2 separate regions of the Homo sapiens genome follow, and region 2 is linked to region 1. A link is a loop called in an ENCODE intact Hi-C map of the cell type or tissue named here. Cell type or tissue: heart right ventricle. All regions are shown on one strand. Links, peaks and the distances in the headings refer to the core of each region. The heading gives the core; the rest is flanking DNA. Region 1 overlaps TOPAZ1 (testis and ovary specific TOPAZ 1). Region 2 overlaps ZDHHC3 (zDHHC palmitoyltransferase 3).

The links. Peaks named below come from ENCODE experiments on the same cell type or tissue, not always from the same donor. Only the 100,000 strongest peaks of a DNase experiment are listed, where the experiment ranks them.
Region 2: a loop joins it to region 1, with 4 times the contacts of the local background. A loop is called at or near these places in 23 of 110 quality-filtered maps.

Annotation. Positions count from the first base shown.
Region 1 is chr3:44,317,431-44,330,126 of GRCh38, reverse strand. TOPAZ1 (testis and ovary specific TOPAZ 1) reads right to left here. Exons shown (of 20, transcript NM_001145030.2): 17 at 8,936-9,100; 18 at 6,832-7,035; 19 at 1,694-1,877. It overlaps LOC105377055 (a long non-coding RNA gene), which reads left to right. Exons shown (of 4, transcript XR_940782.4): 4 at 3,367-5,436. Among named protein-coding and RNA genes, the nearest start is that of TCAIM, 15 kb to the left of the region's middle. In heart right ventricle, for the core only: a CTCF peak has its summit at 6,579 (motif pointing left); a DNase peak (open chromatin) is centred at 6,576.
Region 2 is chr3:44,917,986-44,930,681 of GRCh38, reverse strand. It overlaps ZDHHC3 (zDHHC palmitoyltransferase 3), which reads left to right. Exons shown (of 7, transcript NM_001135179.2): 6 at 1,246-1,376; 7 at 3,835-12,696. The coding sequence ends at 3,993. Among named protein-coding and RNA genes, the nearest start is that of TGM4, 50 kb to the right of the region's middle. In heart right ventricle, for the core only: no CTCF peak of the experiment used is centred there; no DNase peak of the experiment used is centred there; H3K27ac peaks cover 696 bases.

The DNA.
Region 1 (12,696 bases), core at 4,599-9,598:
TTACTTCCTAATTCTCCTCCCCTTAAGTGTGGACTGGATCAAAAGACTCATCTACAAAAAAGGAGAACAGAAGTGACAGTATGTAACTTTGGATAGTAGGCTGTTGGATGACAACTCTCCATGGGTCTCTTGAGTTTGTGAAGTTTTGCAAGAGTCACTGCCTACCCTTTGTTCTAAATTACAAGGATTATACAGTGAACAACCTTGAAAGATAAAGATAGTTTCTTCTTCTGGAGCAAAGGGCAGGTTTGCTCACAGTCTTAGATGATGGAGACAGTACCTCCCTGCAAAGCAAAGGGCAGGCATGCCTGTTACTCATAAAATATTTGGGTTTCCTAAGCTGGGTACTCCTCTCCTGTTACAGAACTCATGGCATATGTAGGTATCCATGTAGGCCCATCTATGGGACTTAGGAGCAAGAGGAAATGATGCAAATACGTAGATAATCATGCTGTTTGGTGTACCACAAATAATGAAGTCCTCTGTCTCCGACACAGGAGTCTTGTGTCTTATGCTACCATCTATGAAACTGTGGCAGGTTAGCTTGTAGCTTGCAATAGGGTAAAATCTCAGACTCTTCACAGTTCTTGCTTGATATAGGTCACAAAAGACCCTGCAGCTTCCTCCTTGCTTTTTCTTTCTTGGATCACTCATTCTGGGAGAAATTAGCTGTCAGTCATGTCATGAAGACACTTAACCAACCTATGGAGAGGCCCATGTGGTGAAATGAGGCTTCCACCCAACAGGTATTTGAGTGAGCCATCTAGCAAAAGGATCCTCTAGCTCCAGCAAGCTATCACGTAGGTGACTAAAGTTTCTGACAACATCTTGACTCCAACTATGTGGAAAAACTGAGTCACATGAAAATTCCCGAGCCAGGACCATCCAGCTAAACCTCTCTGAAATTTCTGACCCACAGATATTAAGATACTATTTTCTGTTTTAAGCCATTAGGTCCAGGGATAATTTATTCTATAGCAACAGATAACTAATGTAATATTCAACCAGAGGATCTGGTTTGTCACACCAGTAAACTGAAGCAAAATTCTTGTCAAGAAGCTCTAAAACAGGATTCCCAGGAGATCCTTATATTGCAAGTTTCCTGGATAAAGCTGACAAGAAATCGTATGGCATACCACGATTTAGGCACACCATCTACTGTATGCCTAAATTCTAGGATTCTAAACAAAATTACGTGAAAGGGTGTCACTCTGGTACAGTACCTACTTTATAATATTTATGCATATATAGCATTATAAAATATAGAAACTAGGCTGATGGCTTTATTTTCAATGGTATTCTTGGCTGATCACGTATTTCCCTTTTAGACCCTAGTCCTTTGATCTTTTGAGTTGACTAGAGATAAAGATTTTTATAGGTACTGATCTCTAAACACAAGAAAGGTTGGTACCTAAAGAGGATCCGTCTCTTTGAACATCTAACTATATCTCTGAAGTTGCTAAAGTGTTTACCGAATGCTACTAACTTGTTTGGTTTTAAGCCTCAAACAGGTCTAATCCTTTCTTAGTTTAAATGATATCAGAGTTTGCAATACACACACATAAAGTACATATATAAATATATACATAAATATATATGTATGTATAAAAACACATAAAACATTTACATCTTAGGGTGGGTGTGGGGAGTCATGATCTACATTCAGAATGCAGTTAAAGTTATGTCAACCAACCTTTTCAAAACTATCTGCAGTATCTGTGTAGAAGTTCCAGGACTCTGAATACTACTAGCATTAGATACCATGAAGATTTCAATAGCTAAGAGCATTTCAATCTCAGATAAATAAGATGGAATTAGAAGAAGTTTTCGGTATAAATTTCCTTCCAATGGTGGGTAGCAACCCAAGGAAAGAGCACCTGAAAAATCAAATAATAGGTCAAACTTTACTAAAACCCAATAGGTAAAAACCTAGATTTCTGAAATACCTACAGGCGATAATTACTTACACAGAATAAGTCTTCACATTAGAAGTAGATTAACAAATTACATGATAGCTTATCCTAGTATATTTGGCATTATTCTTTGTAAAGTGCTTTTGAAACATTAAATAAAAAGTGAGAAGGGCTGGGTGTGGTGACTCATGCCTGTAATCCCAGCACTTTGGGAGGCTGAGGCGGGTGGATCTCTTGAGGTCAGTAGTTTGAGACCAGCCTGGCCAACATGGTGAAACCCCATCCCTACTAAAATACAAAAATTAGTTGGGTGTGGTGGCGGGTGCCTGTCGTCCCAGCAACTCGGGAGGCTGAGTCAGGAGAATCACTTGAACCTGGGAGGCAGAGGCTGCAGTGAGCCGAGATTGTGCCACTGTACTCCAGCCTAGGCGACAGTGTGAGACTCCATCTCAACAAAAACAAAAACAAAAAAAGTGAGAAACATTAAAAAAAAAACACTCTGAAAAATGACTTTTGGGCCTTATCATGGCAAATGACATTTATTTCAAGCCACAGTAAACACAAGACAATTTCAGAATAACTATTTTTGAGCACAGTTATTTATAGTACCATTATAGTTTATGCAATATTTACTGTTGCTACTAAATGTCTGGCATTGTGCTAAGTACTAGGCATAAAATACATTTCCATCCTGTAGGTGATCTGTGTGTTGTAGCTACATTCACCAATTCATGTTTTTAAAACTTCACTTTTCAAGAGAAGAGATTTAACTTTTAAATTGTTTAGGTGCTTATTAGGAGAGATATATAGGGAAATACCTATAAAACTTCTAGAACATCCAAACTATATATAGGCAATTTTATATTATTATATTTTACTGAAACCAATTTAAATATGTATGTAAATTTTGCTTAGAATGTTTTGTTTTGTTAGGATGAGTTTCTTCAAGAAATCTTTCTAATATGGGTAATGGCTAATCTTTGAAGACCTGCTATGTGCCATGTACATGTGCTAACAAACACATGGGTTTTACCTCATTTTAACTTGACAAAATGCTACCTTTGAAATTAGGTACAATTACTTCCATGTTATAGACGAGGGGCTTTTGGTAAGCACTCAGGCTCTCTAAGCTTGCATGGGGTGCCCACTTTCTGGCTCCAGATTTTGGATTCCTAACCACTAGGTATTCCCACCTCCCTAGGTCACTGCCAGGAGCAACAAACTGTTAACTCATTAACTTTACTAGTTTTTGGTAGGTATAATTTACATGCATTCTTATTTAACTTTTCTTACCAGAATTAAAAAGCAGAAAATAAAAAATTAACTAGAAATCTACTAATACGATTTTTTTTTTCACTCAAAATGAAACGTGAGAAGAAAAATACTCACATTTGATTTTGGGGAGAAAGTAATGGAAAGATACACTAATAACATCTCTCTCTTGACTTCTCAGTTCTGAGAGAAAAGCAGTATTTTTAGGACAAAGGAGAACAAATCAGGAGCGTGAGAAAGGAAACTCTGCTGTCCCTGGACAACCTCCTCCTGATTAGTCTGGCATGAAAGCAAGGGAAAGCCATCAAGAAAGTAACAGAAAACTCACAGGATGGACAAAATATTTGTAATTCATATATCTGACAAGGGATTTGTATCCAGAGTGTATATAAATGCATATGTACATGTGTATGTATGTATGAATACTCTTACAACCAAAAAAACCCAATCAAAAAAAAAGGGCAAAAGATTTAATAGGCATTCTCAAAAGAAAATATACGAATGACCAATAACTGTATGAAAAGGTCCTCAACATCATTAGTTATTAGGGATATGAAAACCAAAACTGTAATGATACATTACTTAACACCCACTAGGAGGAAAGCTAAAATAAAAAACACAGTAACAAGTGTTGGTGAAGATATAAAGAAACAGGAAATCCCGTACACGGCTGGTGGGAATATAAATATAAAATGATGCAGCTTCTTCAGGAAACAGTTTGGCAGTTTGGCAAAAAGCTAAATATAGATTTACTGTATGAGTCAGCAATTCTCCCAAGAGAAATGAATGCATATATACACATAAAAACTTATGTGAATATTCAAAGTAGCACTATTCACAATAGCCAAAAAGTGAAAACAACTCAAATGTCCATCAACCAATGAATAAACAGATTCCATTTTATAGAATATTGTTTAGCAATAAAAAGGAACAAAGTATTGATACATGCTACAACACTGAAATTTGAAAACACTAGGCTAAGTATAAGAAGCCAGTCATGGCTGGGTGCAGTGGCTCACGCATGTAATCGCAGCATTTTGGGAGGCCGAGGTGGATGGATGACCTGAGGCTGGGAGTTCAAGACCAGCCTGGCTAACATGGTGAAACCCCATCTCTACTAAAAATACAAAATTAGCTGCGCATGGTGATATGTGCCTGTAATCCCAGCTACTCAGGAGGCTGAGGCAGGAGAATCACTTGAACCTGGGAGGTGGAGGTTGCAGTGAGCCGAGATTGCGCCACTGTACTCCAGCCTAGGTGACAGAGGGAGACTCCGTCTCCAAGAAAAAAAAAAAAAAGCCAGTCACTAAAACACATGTATTAAATGATTCCATTTATGTGATCTGTCTAGAATGGGCAAATTCATGGAGACAGAGAATAAATTAGTTGTTGCCTAGGACTAGGGTGGAAGAGGAGACAACCAGGGAATGGAGAATAAATGCTAATGTGTACAAGGTTTCTTTTTCTGGAGGTGTTGAAGATGTTCTAAACTTAAATGGTGGTGATGGCTGCATGACTCTGTGACTATACCAAAAATGAATGCATTATATACTTTAAGTGAACTAATTTCATGATATGTGAAATTATCTCAATAAAGCCATAAAAATATTAAAACAAAAAAAGTTTAAAAAAAGTCAAAACAAAGGCACTGGCACCAAGTCTTAACAGTGCCTTGAAGAAAGTCAGCGTTAAGTCCCAAATAAAGTACTACTAGACACGATTATATACCATTGAAAGGCTCTTCTTGCAAGGGTTAAGCTATGTCTGAAAATAAATCCAAAAGGAGTTCCAATATAATTTTAATGTCAATGTTGTTAGAAAATGAGATGTTTTGAAGACTGATCAGTGGCTATAAATTACTCACTTGGCTGTAAATTACTCATTTTTATTCATGGTTTTATAATTCAAGTACATTCCTTAAAAAACAAAAATACTCTTTATCCCGTAACCTCACTTGCATAAGTCTCAGAAGTTACACTGCATATGAAATAAGGAATATGTGATTAGATAAAAGGAAAAGTTCCAATAACAAAGGTACTGTATTGTACACAGGCATTAATTGCTTTAACACACTGCTAAAAAAATCTTTAAAAGTAATTCTTACTAGGGCTGAATTGATTTGGAGGAATGAGGAGTGACTGCTAATGCATATGAGGTTTCTTTCTGGTATGAATAAAATATTCTAAAGTTGATTATGGTGATGGTTACACAACTCTGTAGATATAGTAAAACCACTGACTTGTATACTTTAAATGGGTGACTTGTATGGCATTTGAATTATACTTCTATAAAGTTGTTAAAAATTTTTAAAGTAAATGATTAAGTCTAGATGCTTTAATATAAAATTTTATTTCCAACTAAAAAATAGAAATATTTATAAAAATCTCATTTAAATGTCTGAGCTTATATTTGTTCCTGTGGCATATAAACACCTTTTGATGGCATCTCCCCCCAGTTGCACAGTTATATGAAATTATTCCCATTAACTTCAATTCTAGAAACTAAAATCACACACACACATATATGTGTGTGTGTATGGTTTCTAGAAGTCTGAAGGTAAATAGTATAAAGAGTTGAAACATAACCACACAATTGAAATTAGGTGTTATGAACAAACAATTCTATCTTTCCTCTAAATTTCTGATCACCCTTTTTAAGAAAACTCAGCTTTCAAAACTTCTTTTGATTATAACCTACAAGAAACACATTTTGCATAATGACCCAGTATACATACGTGCATATATGCAACTGAAATGAAAATTTTATCAAATAATTAAACTTACTACCTGTAATGTACCCTAGTATTTTCTTTCCCATTTTGTTGGGGAAAAAAAGTTACCACCTGCTGCATTGATCACAGCTGGCCACCTGAAAAACACTTCCAGCTCAGGTAGTAGTGGCTAGGATATTTGACACATTTGGTACGGGGTGACACAGAGTAGGCACTCAAATATTTGTTATATACATGATAGTGGTAGAAATGGTAGCTGAAGACAAATTACTGCATGAAGGCAGAAAAAACAATGCTTTTCTAGATCTAGAACGTACATGGAATTACTTTCTAATTAAAATACCTGCGAGGTGGCTTGGACTAGAGAAAGCACTAGTTTTCCAGGCTTATTTGTTAGAGAACAACAGCTGTAAGTAGATTAACAAAGTTCTATTACTAAAAGCCATGTGAAAAACATATACTATGTTGCATTGTTATGACAGCCTTTATGCTTCTGATGTGACCTGCTATTGAATATTTTTAGTTATAACAATTAGGGATATAGCAGAGATAAATAAAAACAGATCTTCTTTAAACTTCATTCTACCCACTTGTTTTATGCTTGCATTATTTATAAGATATGCCAAACTGGTTCTATCCTGTCATTTGTTCCCTTTGCTCGCCCTCTAGCGGACAGGCTACTGTGCAAGAAATAAAGATTGGAAATTGCAAACATTGGAAATAAGGAAAGCAACTGGAAACAGAAGAGAAACAATAGGTTTCAAAAGAGAGCACAGATCTGTTGAGACCACTACATTTGAATATGTATTACTGCTCTTTTAATACATATAAATATCTAATCTTATATATTATAAATTCTGGGTTAGAGAATACAATTATAAACCAATATATTAAAACATTTTAAATGTAACTTACTTTTGTAGTGGGCTCTGGCTTTGAGCCATAAACGACTCCTTCCTAAAGAAGTAATTAATCTTCTGAGAAAGGAAAAATCAATAGGGATGCTCTTTGAAATCATGAATTCTGCCACAGAGGATGACATACCAAGACTACTGCTTTCTATACAGGAACCTAGAAGCTTATTAAAAAGAAGGCTATATTGTGAGACTTCCACAGTTTCTGGAATAAAAAAAATGATATAATAAAATTCATTTATATTAAAGTGTCTCAAACCTCCATCTCATACTCCTTTTTCTTTCTCCTCCCCTTCACCCTTTCTTACCCATTATAGGACTCACAGTCACTAAAATGCAATCATTTTATATATTCTCTTTATTTTTCTTCTCCTTTTTTGAGACAGGGTCTCACTCTGTCAGCCAGGCTGGAGTGCAGTGGCATGATCTTGGCTCACTGCAACCTTCACCTCCTGGGCTCAAGTCATCCTCTCGCCTCAGCCTCCTAAGTAGCTTGGACTACAGGTCCACCAGGCCTGGCTAATTTTTATGTTTTTTTGCAGAGGCAGGGTTTCACCATGTTGCCCAGACTAGTTTCGAATTCCTGGGCTCATCTATGGCCATACCACCCTGAACACGCCCATATCGTCTGATCTCAAATTCCTGGGCTCAAGTGAACTGCCTGCCTCAGCCTCCCAAAGTGCTGGGATTACAGGCATGAGCCACCGCGCCCAACCTATCTTACATATTCTCTAAGTCAGAAACGAAAAAGCATTTGACAAAAGAAAAACCATTAACTTCCTTTGCAATAGAGAAGATAAAAAGAAGCTTGACAAAAATTTCAGAGGATGCATTAAGACCTCTGTATTTGATTCCCACATGTAACTGTGTATCTGTAGTGTCTTGAATAATTTCTCAATTCTGTTTGTATTATATCTACAGTTCAGACCTTAGCCTTATATATCCCTTGACTAAAAACAAATCATCCCCTAATAAATATTTACTGCCAAATTTAAAACAATCCTTTAATGGATTTTCTATTCCTTCAGTTATTCTTAGAAGAAAGAGAAGTCATCTTAGAGACTTCTCTTTTATTCCCTATATTCAGTCAGTTGGGTCTGTGAGCTAGACTGTAGTTCCTTACTGCTTTAGAATCTTTTAGTTATCCAGGACTTATCAGGAAATTAATCTCTCTACTTTTAGTCTTTTCCTAAACACTACTGCCAGAGGAACTTTCCTGAAACACCAATTTCATTATATCACTCCCTAGACCCAAAACTCTAGTGATCCCTTTTTATACACAGAGAAGAAAATTCCTTTAGCCTGACATTTAGGGTCTTCCAAAATCTGGCACAACTATCTGTCCAATCTCCCTATTACTACTTTGTTTCATTACCAACTAATTGTATATTAAGAGATTGCTAGATAGCAGCCATTGGGCCAGGAATACCAAGGTAAAGAAAATAGTACCATCCTGATTGAGCTCACTTTGTATAAGGAGAAACAGATAAGAATGCTCATTACAATACAGGAGCACAGTGGAATTAAGTGGAAAAATGAAAATTTATAGATAGTACGATGAAAGTACTGAGGGGAGGCCCTCAGGTTAACGTTTTCGTCATCCTCTGAACCTATCACATAGCTCATTCTTGACCCAAAGCTTTTGCTCATGGACACCCAACATTCAAGAGTACTGACTACCATTTCCCACATTGGCGTTTGAACTTGGCATCTGTTTCACTTCCTCCATTTCTTTCAAGTTTACCTGTGTTCCTAGGTAATGTAAACTAAGTTCTGTATTTATTCAGTGATAAGAGAAAAAGCTTGCTCAGGGCATTTAAACATATTGTTTGCTGATGACTTGACAGAAGTAGGGAAAAGGGAATGATAAAAATGCTTGTCTTAGGAACTGCTGACAAACAACCCAAAGATAAGCATCTCAGATTTTTTTAAACCATCAGGAAAGTATATTCAATTTGCAGAGAACATATTTTACAGAAAACTACTTCATTAAAAAATATGCTGGAATATAAAACTCAATCAAAACAGGTGGATAACTATTTCTTATTAACAGTTAAACACCAGATGGGCAAGAGATAATTAAGATAGACTTTTAAAAAACATACCTTGGGAATTTTGAAAACCTGGTAGATTCTGCAAAACTTCAAATGTCTGTCTATAAAGGCTCTTGGCTAAGATTTCATGTGCAATTGTACAGAGTAAATTATGTCGATTAAGCACATCCAGTCTATCACAAGGCCACAGAGGCGTATTGATTATCCACTCTGACTCTTCCAAAAAGAAAAAAATATGAATAGTTTATACCATGAAAATGACACTTAACAGTATAATCACAACTAATGTTTCAATATATCTTTTGAAGAAACAGGCAAAACTTAAACATATGTACTCAGAGAAGATAACCATGGCTCAAATTTATTAGAAATAACTTATATAGTGATGATCATCATCTGAAGAAGATGCAAACAAATGGCCACTTTGTTATATTTATTTTTAATTAATTCTTCATCTAAGTGTACTAGTCAATTACTAATTTTAAATGTTTATTTTTATATAAAAAAGTTCAGATTATCACAAATATTTGCTTTAACATAAAATATTATTTATGTGGACAAGTTTAACAATTTCACAATAAATAATTTAATTAGTTTTTGGTATTACTGGGGAATAGCTTTTCTTTTCTTTTCTTTTTTTGAGATGGAGTCTCACTCTGTCACCCAGGCTGGAGTGCAGTGCAGTGGCGCAATCTTGGCTCACTGCAACCTCCGCCTCCCGGGTTCAAGTGATTCTCCTGCCTCAGCCTCCTGAGTAGCTGGGACTACAGGCGCGTGCCACCACACCTGGCTAAATTTTTTGTATGTTAAGTAGAGACGGAGTTTCGCTGTGTCAGCCAGGACAGTCTCGATCTCTTGACCTTGTGATTGGCCCACCTTGGCCTCCCAAAGTGCTGGGATTACAGGCATGAGCCACTGCGCCCGACCAGCGAATAGCTTTTCTTAACACTTTCTATTTTAAAAACAATTTCTATTATGAAATCGTTGTTGTATACAGAAGAATAATATATGTTATAAAAGCATAATAATAAAATTAACTCCTGTGTACCCATCACACCCACCTACGACCCTCAAACCAACAGACCTCAGACCCTCTTTAAAAAAAGAGAATATTACCTATAATGCTGAAGTTCCTTAATTTCTGCTCTGATTTTCACATTGAGAAAAACAATGGGAGACTGTAGTACAGAACACTGAGGTACTAAAATGTTAGAAATGTCAATATTTTATCATTTACCTAATTTACTCAATCATTATACACATAGTGAAACATTACTATATGTAACATTCAAATCATATTTTGGTGCTCTTTTTCAACTGAACTAAATGTAGAAGTAATCCTTTTATTTTGTGGCCTTCCTAGCACAGTGAATATAAAAAGTATTGAAGAAAAAGTTGATAATTCAAATATATCATGACAAAAGAAAGCTTTTAGTATCCAGTATAAAGCTTTAAAAAGGAGCTTTTCAATTACTAGAGCCCATGTGATTGACTGATTGACCTAACAGAGTTATACTATGTGTTAGGAATGTTCTAAGTGCTTTAAGAATATTAACTCATTTAGACAGATACTTTCATTAATTTGCTTCTACATTTGCTGACATTTTAATATAGAGAGAAATGTAAATGAATTTAATATCTTCAAAGACTGTATGATCATCTGTTAAACATAATTCCCATTAAAAGTAAAACTGTTCGTTCACCATTCCTTATAAAGTGAATTTTACTTTGATTGAATAAGTTCAATTATTTTTTATCTGTTAGATATATCCCATGTACAAAAAGTAGATTATATAAACCTTTTCTCATAAAAATTGCATCATTTTTCTTTAATACTTATTCTTTATATTTAAGGTAGGGTAATGGTCACATTTTTTGGAAAGTATATATGGTATTTTAGGAGATTCATTTAAAATTTTTATCAAACTGTTTAGGTATATAAAAAAATCTGACCTAGCATGCTCTCTCCCCACATCATCTCCCTGTCTGGGTTTTTGTTTTTTTCTGTGTTGCCATCTTTTTTAAAAACCTGTTCAGTGTTGCCAATCAACCAACGGTCTGTGAGGGGCAGCATGGGATCAGGCAGCAGGGTTCTTCCCCGCCTTGCCTTGGTTCCTTTGCAGGATTGAGCCACCTGGCCGTGGGGGAAGGGGTCAAGCTATATCCCAATACGTGTAGGGTAATGGTCCCTGGTGGCACATCCAGGTTGTGGGCCGAGCTGTGCTGGGGAGAACAGACCTGGGCATGGAGGGGAACTGCTCCCCAAAGGTTTCCGGTTGCCTCTCCTCTTCCTACTTTTGTCAGCCGATCAGTTTGTGGTTTCTGTGCCCGCAAAGGCTTCAGGAAGCATTAACAAAAGAAAACTATATATATATATTTTTATATATAAAGGTATACATTTAATATAATTATATAAAATATATATTATATATAAATAAAATATACATATTATATATATAAAATACATATATATATTTTTTTTTTCCGAGGAATGGGGCAGGGATAATGGAGATGGTGCTGGGAAATGAGTCCCCTGGGAGAGGGGGCCTGGCCATGATGCTGAAATATCTCAGGCTTCTGAATGGCTGGATTTCCCTAGGACCCTCAGAATAACAGACCTCAGATCCTCAGACCTGCCCTGGGGCCTGGTGGTGAAACTGAGGCCCGTACAAGGCAAGTCGAATTCTGAGTTGTTGGGACTAAGCCTGACCCCCTCTCTATGCAAACCCTCCCCCGCCCCACTCCCCCACCCCCCACCGTGGCCCTCAGTAGGGTTTTGTTTTGTTTTTTTGAGATGGAGTCTCAGTCTGTCACCCGGGCTGGAGTGCAGTGGCACAGTCCTGGTTCACTGCAACCTCCGCCTCCCGGGTTCAAGTGATTCTCCTGCCTCAGCCTCCTTAGTAGCTGGGACTACACGTGCCTGCCACCACGCCCAGCTAATTTTTGTATTTTTAGTAGAGACAGGGTTTCACCACGTTGGCCAGGATGGTCTCGAACTCCTGACCTCAGGTGATCAATCCACCCACTTCGGCCTCCCAAAGTGCTGGGATTACAGGCGTGAGCCACCATGCCCGCCCCTCAGTAGGTGGAGCCCCCAGCCCTTCTCCCCTTCCTGGCCTGACCAGCCATACTGCTTCATCACCCCGGGCCACAGGCCCTGTCAAGTACTGCACAGGGATTCCCACCCAGGGGCCCTGCACCATGAAATAATGTGAAATACTGACTGTGGACCAAACACAATCAAACCTCTGTTTTTAAGAAGAAAAAAAATCTGAGTAAGCTAATTATTCTATGTATCAAAGTCGACTGAAACTGATAAATGAGAAGTCACTTAGAAATTAATAGCTTTAAATTTAATCTAGCTAGTTCACAATTCTACCAACATAAATACTTTTATGAATATTTTATGAGAACTCATGAGAATTAAATTCCCAAGAATAAGAAACAGTTTACTAGTGGGCTTAATACTAGTTTTATAGCAGTAAAAGTTGTTATAGCATTCATCTTCATGTTTTTCTCTATTTCATATTTGGGAAATATTTTCTATTTGTCTAAAATCTCAGAATCAAAGGGAGAGCATATTTTCCATAATAGCCTGTTTTTATCCACTTACCTTCTGACATATGCACATTCAGTCATTACTCACACAAGATTTTGAATATACACACTGGGAACATAAAACTATTAAATGAATTTCCAAGCTAGTCAGTGAGACTATCAAACAAATAATTATCTTTTCCAACAGTAAATACTAAAATGGGGGAGTATCTAAAGATACCTATTTTTCCCCTAAGGTATACATTTATTTTTAT
Region 2 (12,696 bases), core at 3,071-8,070, 600 kb before region 1:
ACCCACATGGTGCTTGGTATCTTTCCAAGCTCATTCCCACATTTGACCTCCCTTGCCCCTCCTGACATTCCCGTGGGGGAGCCAGCAGGACAGCTTGGATGGAGTGCTTACTCCCTTAATTCCCAGAATTAATGAAGCCCGACTCTGCCCTCCAGGATCTGATCTTTCCAGCCAGGGAAACAGGCACAAGTATGGAAGCAACGAGAAATAAACCACAGCCCAGGCTCAGCCAGCATGGGCCGCTGCACTGAGGCACAGAAGTCCTTAGGTGAAGAGTGCCAACCAAGGGGCCTAGCCTGTCTGTCAGCACCATCTTCCAGGCCTGGCATTTCCCAGGCCACCTTGCTTCAGGGCCTTCCCCTCCCTGCTCACCCCCACCATCTCCACAGCACCTTTGCCTTTCTCTTCCATGCGCTGGGTTTCTGACTTAGACTTTGTTCAGACAAAAGATTCTGCTTAAAAGCAAACCATACCTCTAGTCAAATCTCACTGCTTCACAGTGCAGTGGGTGGAGGCCTGAAGATGGCAGGACTGGCCTCAGGTCCCCGGGGCTGGAGGCCAGGACAGTGAAAGTGCCTACTCTGGGCCCATGCCTCTTTGGTCGACTCCCTGGCCTTTGGCACTGTTGGCCTCGGTGCTGCAAATGTCCCTGGGAGCGGGGGCAGTGCATTACCTCACACTGTGGTCAAGGCTGAGACCCAGTAGTTCAGCTGCCCCTGCCAAGCTTAAAATCCCAAAGCCACCAAGTGATCCTCCACAGCTGCCTGTGAGCTGATGGGGCACAGAGGGGCAGCACGTCATACAGGAATGCCCAGAAAACCTATGGCCATAGCAGGACTGGACAGGCCTCTCCACCTGTGTACCTGCATTGTGCTCTCTGAGGAGAGCAGGGTCCCCTGTGGTGTCGTCAGGCGTTCATGCCTCACTTCAGAGGCCTTCCTGGGCCCTTCCATGTGTCAGGCACTGTGCTTGGCACTGGGGGCAGTGAACAAGGAATGATTTGTGTTAGGGAAGGGAAGCCCTGGCTGGGGCCTGGCCTGTTGAGGAGGCCTCCCTGAGGGATTGAGAGATAGCCAGTGTGGGCCAGGATGATTCTCACCGTAGCCTGGAGGCCAGAGACCTATGGCACCCAGGAGGAATGAAGGCCTGCAAGCAGGAGGCAGAGTGGGCGCCTAGTGGGGCAGTGAGCCTGGGCAGCAGGCAGTGGGTGACAGTACCAATCCCTGTGTGCTGCTTCTCTTTCAGAGTGCAGCTCCTTCTCTCCACCCACCACAGTGATTCTCCTTATCCTGCTGTGCTTTGAGGGCCTGCTCTTCCTCATTTTCACATCAGTGATGTTTGGGACCCAGGTGCACTCCATCTGCACAGATGAGACGGTAAGCAGGTGGCTCTGCCCACCATTTCCACACCTGGGGATGGGGAGGACCCAGGGTCAGTGTTGCTGGGAGAGCTGCTCACAGTCAGACTGGAGCCCAGTGGTCAGGCCCCTGGTGTGCAGGGCACAGTTCTTTGTTTGCAGTTACACTTGGGTCATCTTCATCCACACACAAGTCCTCCAGCCTTGGGGCAGCCATAGCAGATCACACCAGGAGTGCGGCCCAGCAGCCGTGGCTGAAAGGCTGCCTTTACCACATTTCCTTCCATCCCCCCCATGGCAGGTCTTCCTTTATACTGTACTGCATTAGACACTCCACTAGGCACTGAGGGCACCCTTCCCATCTGGGGGCCACAGGCTTGAAATAGAGTGGTTGACAGGGTGCCCTAACCCAGCTGGGACAGGCAGGTCAGCTTGCCAGCCATGCCTGGGTCCTGAGGGCAGAGTCAGGAGACAGGTCTGCCTTGAGCCCCCAGGGCAGCAGGCTTTTACCTGGCCTCTGGGTCATCTCTGTCTGGCCCAGCCCTGGTCCTCATCCGCTGCCTTCTCCTCACCCCTACCATCACCTCCCATCTACCCACAGCATCTTCGCTGGAAGCTTTGAGGCTGCTGGCTGTGCCAGACTGGGGCCTACTCCCTTGGTGCCCCTACTGCTGTCTCCTGACCTTCCTAAGGTGTCTGAAAACCTCAAGGTGGTCAATCCCTGGCTGCAATATGGGCATTTCTCTGGGGATTTACATAGGAAGAAGGGGTGGCACTTAGCTCTGGGTGTGAGGAACAAGCAGAGCCATGAGGTTGAGAGCCATCCCGGTACGATTCCTGGTGTCCTGAGGCCACCTCAGGGTCAGCTTTCACCAGTGGTCTAGGGCTCTGGGTGAAGGTTTGGGCCTCAGGGTAGTCAGCATTAGAAGCGGGCTCATAGGATGACAACATCCTCCCACTGCTGCTGGGCGCCTTCCCCTGTGGGCTTAGAGGAGGACGTGCAAAGAAAAGAAGGGACAGTGCTGCCCACTGCCAGAGCACCATTATTCGGGTCTTCCGGCAACTTTTAGAAGGTTGCGGGGCTTTTGGCAACTTTTTTTCTTTTATAAGAAATGATGTCATTGCAAAAGAGTTTCTGTAAAACTAGTAGCCAATGGTATAGATCCAGCCCTGTATCCAAGCAGTAACCGTGACCAACTTCTCTACGTAAGATATACGGGGAACCCGATGGGGATTCTTTCAGGACCAGTCTGCCATTGGGATACTGCCGGGCCACGGTCTGGGGGAGCCAGAAGGCAAGCTCTCACGGCCCCAGTCCTAGCCGTTCTTCCCTGAGAAGACCATTCCTAAAGAGAATTGTGTTGGAAGGAAAGGAGAAAGCTGGAGGGCCCTGCCCCACCTGGGAAGGGGTGTCTTCCCTTTGGCCTGTGCCCTTCCCAGGTCCCTAGGCTGTGAAGAAAGACCCAGACTCAGCTGTCCTCCCAGCACCCCTTTACTAGAGACCACAGCAGACAGACCCCTGGCCAGGCTTCTGCCAGGCTGCTCCTGTCCTTTCCCTCTGGGCAGGGGCCCCGTTCTCAAGCCCTGCCCTTTGACCAGCTCCATCTGAAGAAGAGAGAGAGGGAGGAAGCAGCTCTTTCCCCAGCCCCAGTTTTTTCCTGAGACTTAGCAGGGGAAGCAGCGCTGGCTCCGTGACAGCTGCTGCATAGGTCTGCGCCATGCTTCTCCCCAAAGGAGCCACTAGGAGGACCTTTGCCATGCCATGCTGGCTGGCCTGGCCATGCCACCCTCTAACCTGTACTAATCCCTCCTCCTTCCTCCTCTGGTGACTTCTCCCCTCATTCGTGGTCTGTCACTCCTATTCAACCTTCTCAGTTTGTGTCTCACCAGGCCCACTAAGCGGGGTGCTGCTTGATCCCCCAGGCTGGTGAGACACACAACGCCAGAGCAGTCATTTGATTTGTTACTTTTTTTTTGTCTGCAAGGTGGTCATGGTAGCTTCAAACTTCCTAGGAACCTATCCCAAATTAATGGCCATCATTGGTTATGATGATTGCGAGCTCCCCAACAGCTCTGAGGCCTCTCACGCCAAAGCCTTCATAGTACTCCATCCACAGCCCAGCACAGAGTTTCTGAAGAGTGCCTCTGCAGAGCTCAACAAGGGGCCAGGGCTGGAGAGACGCGCTCCTTATCTTAGCGACACACCCCGGCCTGGCATACTTACAAGCAGCAGTTTCTGCGCTGCTGATAGTGCTTCTTTTTCCCTCCCTTCTTGGAGGGACTTGTGAATGAGTGCCCACCAAAAAAAGGAGAAATTTTTTTAGTAACACTTTTTATGAGAAAGATATATTAGGTAGATAGCTTTGTTGCTTTAAAAAGGAAACATTTACTCCATTCACCTGTCGCTGCGGACATCCCTCCCCAGAAACCACAGCAATGCAGTGCTTGACTGAAAGTATGATTGTTCTTGTTTTCAGGGAATAGAACAATTGAAAAAGGAAGAGAGAAGATGGGCTAAAAAAACAAAATGGATGAACATGAAAGCCGTTTTTGGCCACCCCTTCTCTCTAGGCTGGGCCAGCCCCTTTGCCACGCCAGACCAAGGGAAGGCAGACCCGTACCAGTATGTGGTCTGAAGGACCCCGACCGGCATGGCCACTCAGACACAAGTCCACACCACAGCACTACCGTCCCATCCGTTCTCATGAATGTTTAAATCGAAAAAGCAAAACAACTACTCTTAAAACTTTTTTTATGTCTCAAGTAAAATGGCTGAGCATTGCAGAGAAAAAAAAAAGTCCCCACATTTTATTTTTTAAAAACCATCCTTTCGATTTCTTTTGGTGACCGAAGCTGCTCTCTTTTCCTTTTAAAATCACTTCTCTGGCCTCTGGTTTCTCTCTGCTGTCTGTCTGGCATGACTAATGTAGAGGGCGCTGTCTCGCGCTGTGCCCATTCTACTAACTGAGTGAGACATGACGCTGTGCGTGGATGGAATAGTCTGGACACCTGGTGGGGGATGCATGGGAAAGCCAGGAGGGCCCTGACCTCCCACTGCCCAGGAGGCAGTGGCGGGCTCCCCGATGGGACATAAAACCTCACCGAAGATGGATGCTTACCCCTTGAGGCCTGAGAAGGGCAGGATCAGAAGGGACCTTGGCACAGCGACCTCATCCCCCAAGTGGACACGGTTTGCCTGCTAACTCGCAAAGCAATTGCCTGCCTTGTACTTTATGGGCTTGGGGTGTGTAGAATGATTTTGCGGGGGAGTGGGGAGAAAGATGAAAGAGGTCTTATTTGTATTCTGAATCAGCAATTATATTCCCTGTGATTATTTGGAAGAGTGTGTAGGAAAGACGTTTTTCCAGTTCAAAATGCCTTATACAATCAAGAGGAAAAAAAATTACACAATTTCAGGCAAGCTACGTTTTCCTTTGTTTCATCTGCTTCCTCTCTCACCACCCCATCTCCCTCTCTTCCCCAGCAAGATGTCAATTAAGCAGTGTGAATTCTGACTGCAATAGGCACCAGTGCCCAACACATACAGCCCCACCATCATCCCCTTCTCATTTTATAAACCTCAAAGTGGATTCACTTTCTGATAGTTAACCCCCATAAATGTGCACGTACCTGTGTCTTATCTATATTTTAACCTGGGAGACTGTTGTCCTGGCATGGAGATGACCATGATGCTGGGGTTACCTCACAGTCCCCACCCTTTCAAAGTTGACATATGGCCATCCCATTGGCCAGAATCCACAGACACACCTAAGCCTGTGGCACTGGGACAGAATAGATTTTCCATTTGAGAGGCACTTCCTGTGTCAGTCTTGTTTGAAGGAGGTGGTGATGGTGGATAGAGGTGAAGGAGGTAGGGAGTGCCCTCCAAGTGCAAAAATAACAAATATGATTATTGACCATCGGGGAATTCTCACACATTGATTTGTTTTTTAAGCAATTGCCAGAAACCCCCTTTTTTAGCTTTTGCTTGGGGTGGGGGTAGGAGTTAAGGTTTATTCAATCCTGTCCTGGGTAGGGCGAAAGTTAATCTAGCCATGTGATTTTTCAGAAAAGTAAGTGGAACATGCTGCCACTTTTCAATTCTGTCAGTGCTTCCACATGGAAACAAAATGCAATAAAATTTTTCCAAAACCTGTTCTGATTTAGCTCTCTCTTGAGGTGTTACCCTTAGTGGGAGGCCGACTATCCACAATCTACTTGAGTTTTCTCTGGTTGGGTGTTTGTTTCATTGCTCTGTCTCTTGAATGAGGATACTTTATTTTTTTTGTTTTAAAATGCATTTATGGTCCCTCTCTTGAACCAGCTTGCCCCACCAGGCCTCTTTCCTTTGCTTTCTGCAGCCTGAATCAATTCCTTTGTGCTGATGGGCTCTCCTAAGAGCTTTCCTGAGTCAGTTAACTTTACCTCGTGTCTACGGTGCTATTCATGCGATACGGGCGAGGCTGAGATGCTAAGATTAAAAAGAAAAGAATGCTGTTTTAGATCAAGTTGATAGCATTTGTTTTCCATATGCTTTTTTAAAATTTTTTCATAACATACAGCTCAGTTAGGTGTATGAAAGAAGTGTTATTGTATTAAATAACTAGAGCAGGGCTACAGCTCTGGCCCTCCCCTAGGGGGAAGAGATTGGTAATACTCCATCTTCCAGGGCATTTTTTAAAGTGAGCCAGGTTAGCTCTTTTCCCCTGGCATTTCTCAGGAATGCAGTAGATAGTGCTGAAGATGCACTGACTTTTTTTTAGTCCTAAAAATAGAAACTCCTCCTTTAAAGCTGTGCATACTATGCTTATCTTTCCAATAGAGTGGGGTTCCTTCAGATATCCTATAGGATTCTGCCTCTGGTTTTGTATAGGCCTTGGCTAGAAAGAGTCAATGTTTCTGAGCTCTCAAACCAGTTGCTCTCAGAAGATAGGAATACCCCAAGGTTCCTGGCATTTTTCCTATTTCATTTTTGTTCAGACTGATATTTTGCCAAGAGCACAATGACTGAGGAATGTAGCCATCATTTGCAGGGTAGTGATTGGTTCCCAGCCTGGCTTCCACACAGGACAGGAAGGGAAAGCATCCCTGAGCTCTCCTCAGTATTTCCGGATGTAATGAAAGAGGACATCTTTCTACACAAAGTCAGCCCCAACTTTTGGCTTGGTCACAGGAGTTCTGATAGTACTGTTTGGTGCACTCATGGGAAATTGAACCAGTCGTAGCCACAGTCTTTCAGAGCCTGGGCTCTGGGGAGTGGAAGTGAAAAATAAAGATGTGGCTTGTTGGATTGTGATCCCCAGCTTGCTTTCCTTCTGTCAACTCTGTCAGGTTTGTGTTCATAGCAACTAGACTGAATATGCAAAAGGCTTAGATCCAAGCAAATCTATAATCTATGCATATTTGCATGGGCTTGGTAATATCATGTACACAAAACACATTTGGGTAGAAGTGCATGTGCTAAATCTCCTTTTAGTCCCACCATTTTGTCTTCTTCATACTGTACTTCCTCTTTTTTGTTTGAGACAAGGTCTTGCTCTGTCACCCAGGCTGGAATGCAGTGGCACAATTAGAGCTCACTGCAGCCTTGAACTCCTGGGCTCAAGTGATTCTTGTGCCTTGGCCTCCTGAATATCCAGGGCTACAGGCACGTACTACCATGCCTGGCTAATTTTTTTGTTTTTTAATAGAGTCAGGGTCTCACTGTGTTGCCCTAGCTAGTCTCAAATGCCCGGCCTCCAGCAATTTTCCTGCCTTAGCCTCCCAAAGTCCTGGGATTACAGGCGTGAGCCACTGGGCCCAGCCCTGTACTTCTTGAAAAAGCCCCAAGTATTAGCTTTTGCTCATCTGGCTAGGCCACTTAAATAGTTAGAATCCACCGTCCCCTAATGCAGAAACCGTTTAGGTGAGGTAAATTAACAAACATTTTAAGCCGGGCGCGGACACTTCTCACTGTGGACATCCCTCACGCCTGTAATCCCAGCACTTTGGGAGGCCGAGGCGGGCAGATCACGAGGTCAAGAGATCGAGATCATCCTGGCTAACACGGTGAAACCCTGTCTCTACTAAAAATATAAAAAAATTAGCTGGGCGTGGTGGCAGGCGTCTGTAGTCCCAGCTACTTGGGAGGCTGAGGCAGGAGAATGGCGTGAACCCGGGAAGTGGAGCTTGCAGTGAGCCAAGATCGCACCACTGCACTCCAGCCTGGGCGACAGAGTGAGACTCCGTCTCAAAAAAAAAAAACAAACATTTTAAACATGTATGTGAGGTTGGCATTACACAGAAACTCCTCTCCGGGTGGGCTGGGATGGGCTTTCTCAGCCAGGCTAATGGGTTTTAAATTTCTCTCTTTTCAAGACTTGCAGTGCATCAGCTTAAAGGGTGAGCCAGCCAGTAGAGGGGAAGGCGCCCCACCTAGAAGGTGCCCTTAGATATCAAAGAAATGTGAAAAGAGAAAGATTTTGCTAGAATCCTCCTCAAAGGTGTTCTTGAGGTTGCCAGACCAGCAACGTCAACATCAGCATCACCTGAGAACTTGTTAGAAATGCACATTCTCGGTCCCCACCCCAGGCTACCGAACCAGAAACCGAGCGGGGCCCAGCAGCCCGTGTCTTAACAGCCCTCCAGGTGATTCTGACTATCAAGTTTGAGAATCCAGTTGGGGCTAGCAGGAGTCCCCCCTCAGGTGGTCCCTGATGCCTGCTGGTGATATGGGTCTTGTGTGCTGCTGGGCTCAGCATAGTGCAGTTGGGGTGTGCTGATTGTGAGACAGGCACGTGTTCCCTCCGCGGAGAAGCCACTGAGACTGCCTTCCCTCATAAGCTGCGGCCTCCCCAACAAACAACTGCCAAGACATCAAAGAAAGTCTGTATGAAGCAGATCCAAATTATTAGCCTGCCCACCACTCCTTGTGCATCTCATCAGTGGAACCCATCTCTAGACCAAGGGCCCTTTGGGTGAAGAAGCAGCCCGGAAGGGAAAGAGAAAAGAGTAGAACCAAGGGACCTCCAGATGGGAGCGGCGGCCGGTGAGTAGTCTAGAGCCAGGGGCATTGTAGCAGCCTGGATACATGACCTGAACACGTCTTGACCTTTGCTTTCTACGTGTGGGTTTCAACACCCATGTGGCTTTTTCTTGTATTCTTTAAATATGTATCTGGCTTAGGATCACCTCATAGAAGAGAAAGAATTCACAGTGAAGCAGAAACAAGCCACTGACCAGCGTACTCCCAACCTGAACCTTCTTTTTCTCACCCTCTCCCTCAAGTAAACATCTTGCTGACTTGAGCAGTGTGATTGCCGTAGCAAAGCAGAGTGGCCCCCAGGGATCCCGCTCTGTTGGGCCCACAGGAGGAGCCGATGAAGCTGATCCAAGGAGTGAGGACAAGCGCTGCAGAGGGACGTTCGCTAAAAGCCTTCTAGGGGCCGCACATGCTCTAACACGGACATAAGGATGCCCTGAATTTCTGCAGCTGAGGCCATATAGTCTGGTGACCAAGTATTTGGGTCCTGGCTTCAGTCTTTGGTTGAAATGTCTGCTTGGCTACTTATTACCGCACCTACTACCAAAATATGACCTTGAGCAGTAACTTCTTTAAGCCTCAGTTTTTTCATCTGAAAACGGGAATGATAATCTAAATCACAAAGTTAATGGAAGGATTAAATGAGGGTGATGAATAGGAATGTATAGCGTCTGGCCCTGGTATGGCTTTATAAATGTTAGCTGTGTTGGAGCTGTGCTTTTCAAACCATTGGTCACAGCCATTCATGGTTTGCAACCAGCATGTTTTTCAAGAAAAATGTTTAATGCATTACATATTGCAGGATAAGTATTGTTTTATGAAGCTTAGGGAGTTGTGTGTATATGTGTTCTGGAATGCAACAGAAAAATGTTTCCTCTTGTGGGTTACAATATAGAGGTATGAAATCTCTGATGAGGAGAGACAGTGTTATCTGGCCCGCTATGAAGAGACACATTTGCATAGGCTGCTCCCTGAGGCTCTGGCTTTCTACATCTGATGATACAGGGAGCAGGGAACAGCCTGTTCTCGTTCTGTGGGGCTCAGCTGAGTCTGTTCTGCACAGACTCTTCCTTCCTCGGGAGCCTTAGTCCTAATACATTCATTTTGGAGTGTTGGTGAGTTTGTTCACAGATCACAGCTCATGTGTCACCCAGACTGACCTGGGCCAAAAGGCCCATCACACACCCTGCAAGAGCTTCTGGTGTCGACTATGACCCCCTTACCAGGCATCAACCATTTTTGTTCGTTCTCTTGAGCCTGAAGCTACTATTACTGCTCCTCTGCAAACCTCAAGCTTAAGAACTTTGCCTGCAGGATCCCTTTAAATCCACACAAAACTCAAAATTGAGTCCTACCAGGAAAAAGCAGCCCTCAGCCCATTTTTATACATCGGATTTGTTTGCAATATTTTCTTTCTAGACTCAAAAGTCAACACTCCCTGAAAGTTTGTCGACTTTACTGCTGAAGACCTCTGGTAGACAGGCCAGGCTCTGTCTGGAATACTTTATGAGGTTGGTGAGGAGGTTGAGTATAATCCAAGAGTGCCTATCTGGGAGCATGCCACATGAATGGCAAATAATCATCCTGTGGGCTCTTGGCTTCATTCCCCTTCTCTCTGACTGAGCTCAGCCTGGGCACAGTGGTGATTTGCAGTAGAACTGGAAACCTGTTGGGCAGAAAAAAAGACACTAGTTCTGGTTCCAGTTCTGATACATAACAAGCTAGATGAGCCTTGGCCACCGTCATGGCCTCTTGGAACTTCTGTTTCTTCCCCATCTGCCAATCATCAATACTCATACCCACCTCCTCACAAGGAGGCCATAAAAACCTATGGTCATGGCTTTGAGTCCAAGTCAGTGTGGATGCAGCCAGTCTGTCATTTTTGGGTGTTTCCTCTGTAGCCGGGTCTGCCATATGGTGATGTCCCAGCTCTCGTGCTATGAAGTTAAAGCCTCTTTCTCAACAGGCTGCAGATGATCACCCAGGAAGAGAATGCAGAATGCCCAAAGCAAACCATCTCAGCTGGTCACTGCTTCTGTGCCAAGAAGGGAGGCCTGGCGAGGGGCCAGTCAGGAAGCAGCATGGCATCACATGCTCATGACCCACATGAAGGTCCCTTTAGACTTGTGTCAACAAGATCCATTTTCTGAAACAACTATTTTTGTTCTGATTATAAAAGTAACATTGGCTCATTGGTAAAACTTGGATTGTGTGAGAAGTCTACAGAAATAAATACAAATCCTCTAGAATTCCATCCCCAAAAGTAACCACTCAGACAAATGTTCTAATGTCATGTAAAACCATATTAAACCATCTTTTCTAGCTGCATAGTGTTATAGAATCATTTGCTTAACCATCATTATTGGGCATTTCTCATTTCCAGCTTTGCATTATTATAATTCAGTGTTCAAGTTTGTATTGCATAAATCTTTGTCTCAGATTATTGATTATTTTTAAACTTTTTGTGAAATCAGACTTACAAAAATGTGACAAAAACAGTACAAAGAGTTCCCATGTACCTTTCAGTCAGTCTCACCAAAGGTAAACATTTTATACAACCATAATACAAATATAAAACCCTGGACATTGGCAACACCATACCCTTAACTAATGTATGTACCTTATTCACATTTCTCCAGTTGTCCCATTAACACCCTTTTCTGTTCCAGGATCCCACACTGCATCATTTGCGATGTCTCCTTAGTCTCCTCCAGTTTGTGACAGTTCCTCAGTCTTCCTTTGTCTTTCATGACCTTGACCCTTTTTAAAAATCGAGGTGAAATTCCTGTAACACAAAATTAGCCATTTTAAAGTGTACATTTAATGCATTCACAATGTTTTGTAACCACCAGGTCTGTCTGGTTCCAAAATCTTTTCATCAATCTTTGACCCTTTTGAAGATTGTAGGGCAGGTATTCTGTAGGCTGTCCTTCAGATTGTGTTTTTGATGTTTTTCTCATGATTAGATTGAGGTTAGGCATTTGGGGCAGGAGCACTGCTGAAGCAATGTGTCCTCGTTGCACCGTATCAGGAGGCATATGGTGTTGATACGTTTCATTATTGTGATGTTAACTTTGATCATTGGGTGAAGGTGGTACGTGCAATGTTTCTTCCCTGCTATTAAGGTACTGTTTTTCCCTTTGTAATTGATAAGTATCTTATGAGGATATACTTTTGAGATCCAATTTTTTTAACTTAGAATTTATTCAAAAGTCAAGAATCTTAAATCTCTGAAATGGCGTGGGAAGAAAAAGTGCTAGATACACAGAGATCTTTCTTGAGTCATGTGAAGGAGCAGTGCCCAAGCCCAGCAAACCCACAGCAAATTCCCTTGGCTTCCAGAAGAGATGGAGAAAGCAGTGCCCCCAGTGGAGGGTCAAAGGCCTCTGTGCAGGGTGTTGTGGGCCTGGAGAGCTGGCCTGGCCATGTCTTTACCTCCTCTGGGCATCTCCCCACCCCAACACCCTTTCTGTGGCCTGGTGGCTGAGTTGCAGCCGACACCCAGAGGCAGGTGAGTTGACAGCTTGGAAGAGGCTGCAGGGTGGATCTGCTGCATGAGCAGGCCTGAGCCCAGCCTTACCTCCCCACAGTGGTCCTGTGTGCCCTCCGGCTGCCTAATGCATGTTGGCACTTGCTGTACGAGCACCCGCTTCTTCACCTCGCATGCTGTTTGTGTCCTGCACTCCTTCCTTAACCCCATCGTCCTTCTGCTGTGTTTGCAGCCCCTATCTACCCTGGTGGGAGTGGCCAAAAATATTTAGGAGGGGATCACCAGTTTGTAGTGGCCTCAGAGGATGTGTGGTCCCCCTTATGCCTCAGCCACTCATCAGCCTAGCCCCTGCCCATCATCTGGCATTGCACTTGTGGAAGGAAAGAAGGGGAGGGCTGGGTGGTGGGTGGAGAACACGTCAGTCCACCAGGCGGGCCCTGCTTGCTGTGTTCCTCCACGCTGCTGTCCACCCACACCCCAGCAGTCCTCTGAGGGACCTCCCGGGGGTGACCTGGGCCACAACAGACTGCCCACTCAGACCCCATCTTACCCATGCCGTGGACACCCCGCCCCCCCCCCCGCCACTGCTATGCTATAGCTGGGGGTGTCTATGTGAGCTGTACAGCCCAGCACCACGCTGACGATGTTCTTCATCCCCTTCTCCCTGCAGGGCATCGAGCGCCTCAAACGAAAGAACCAGCCCAGGGAGCACATGGGGAGCTGGCAGTCAGTAAAGGAGACCTTTGGTGGGGACTTCTCCCTGAACTGGTTCAACCCCTTCTCCAGACCGTGTCAGCCAGAGATCCCCAGTGACAAAGACATGGTGCG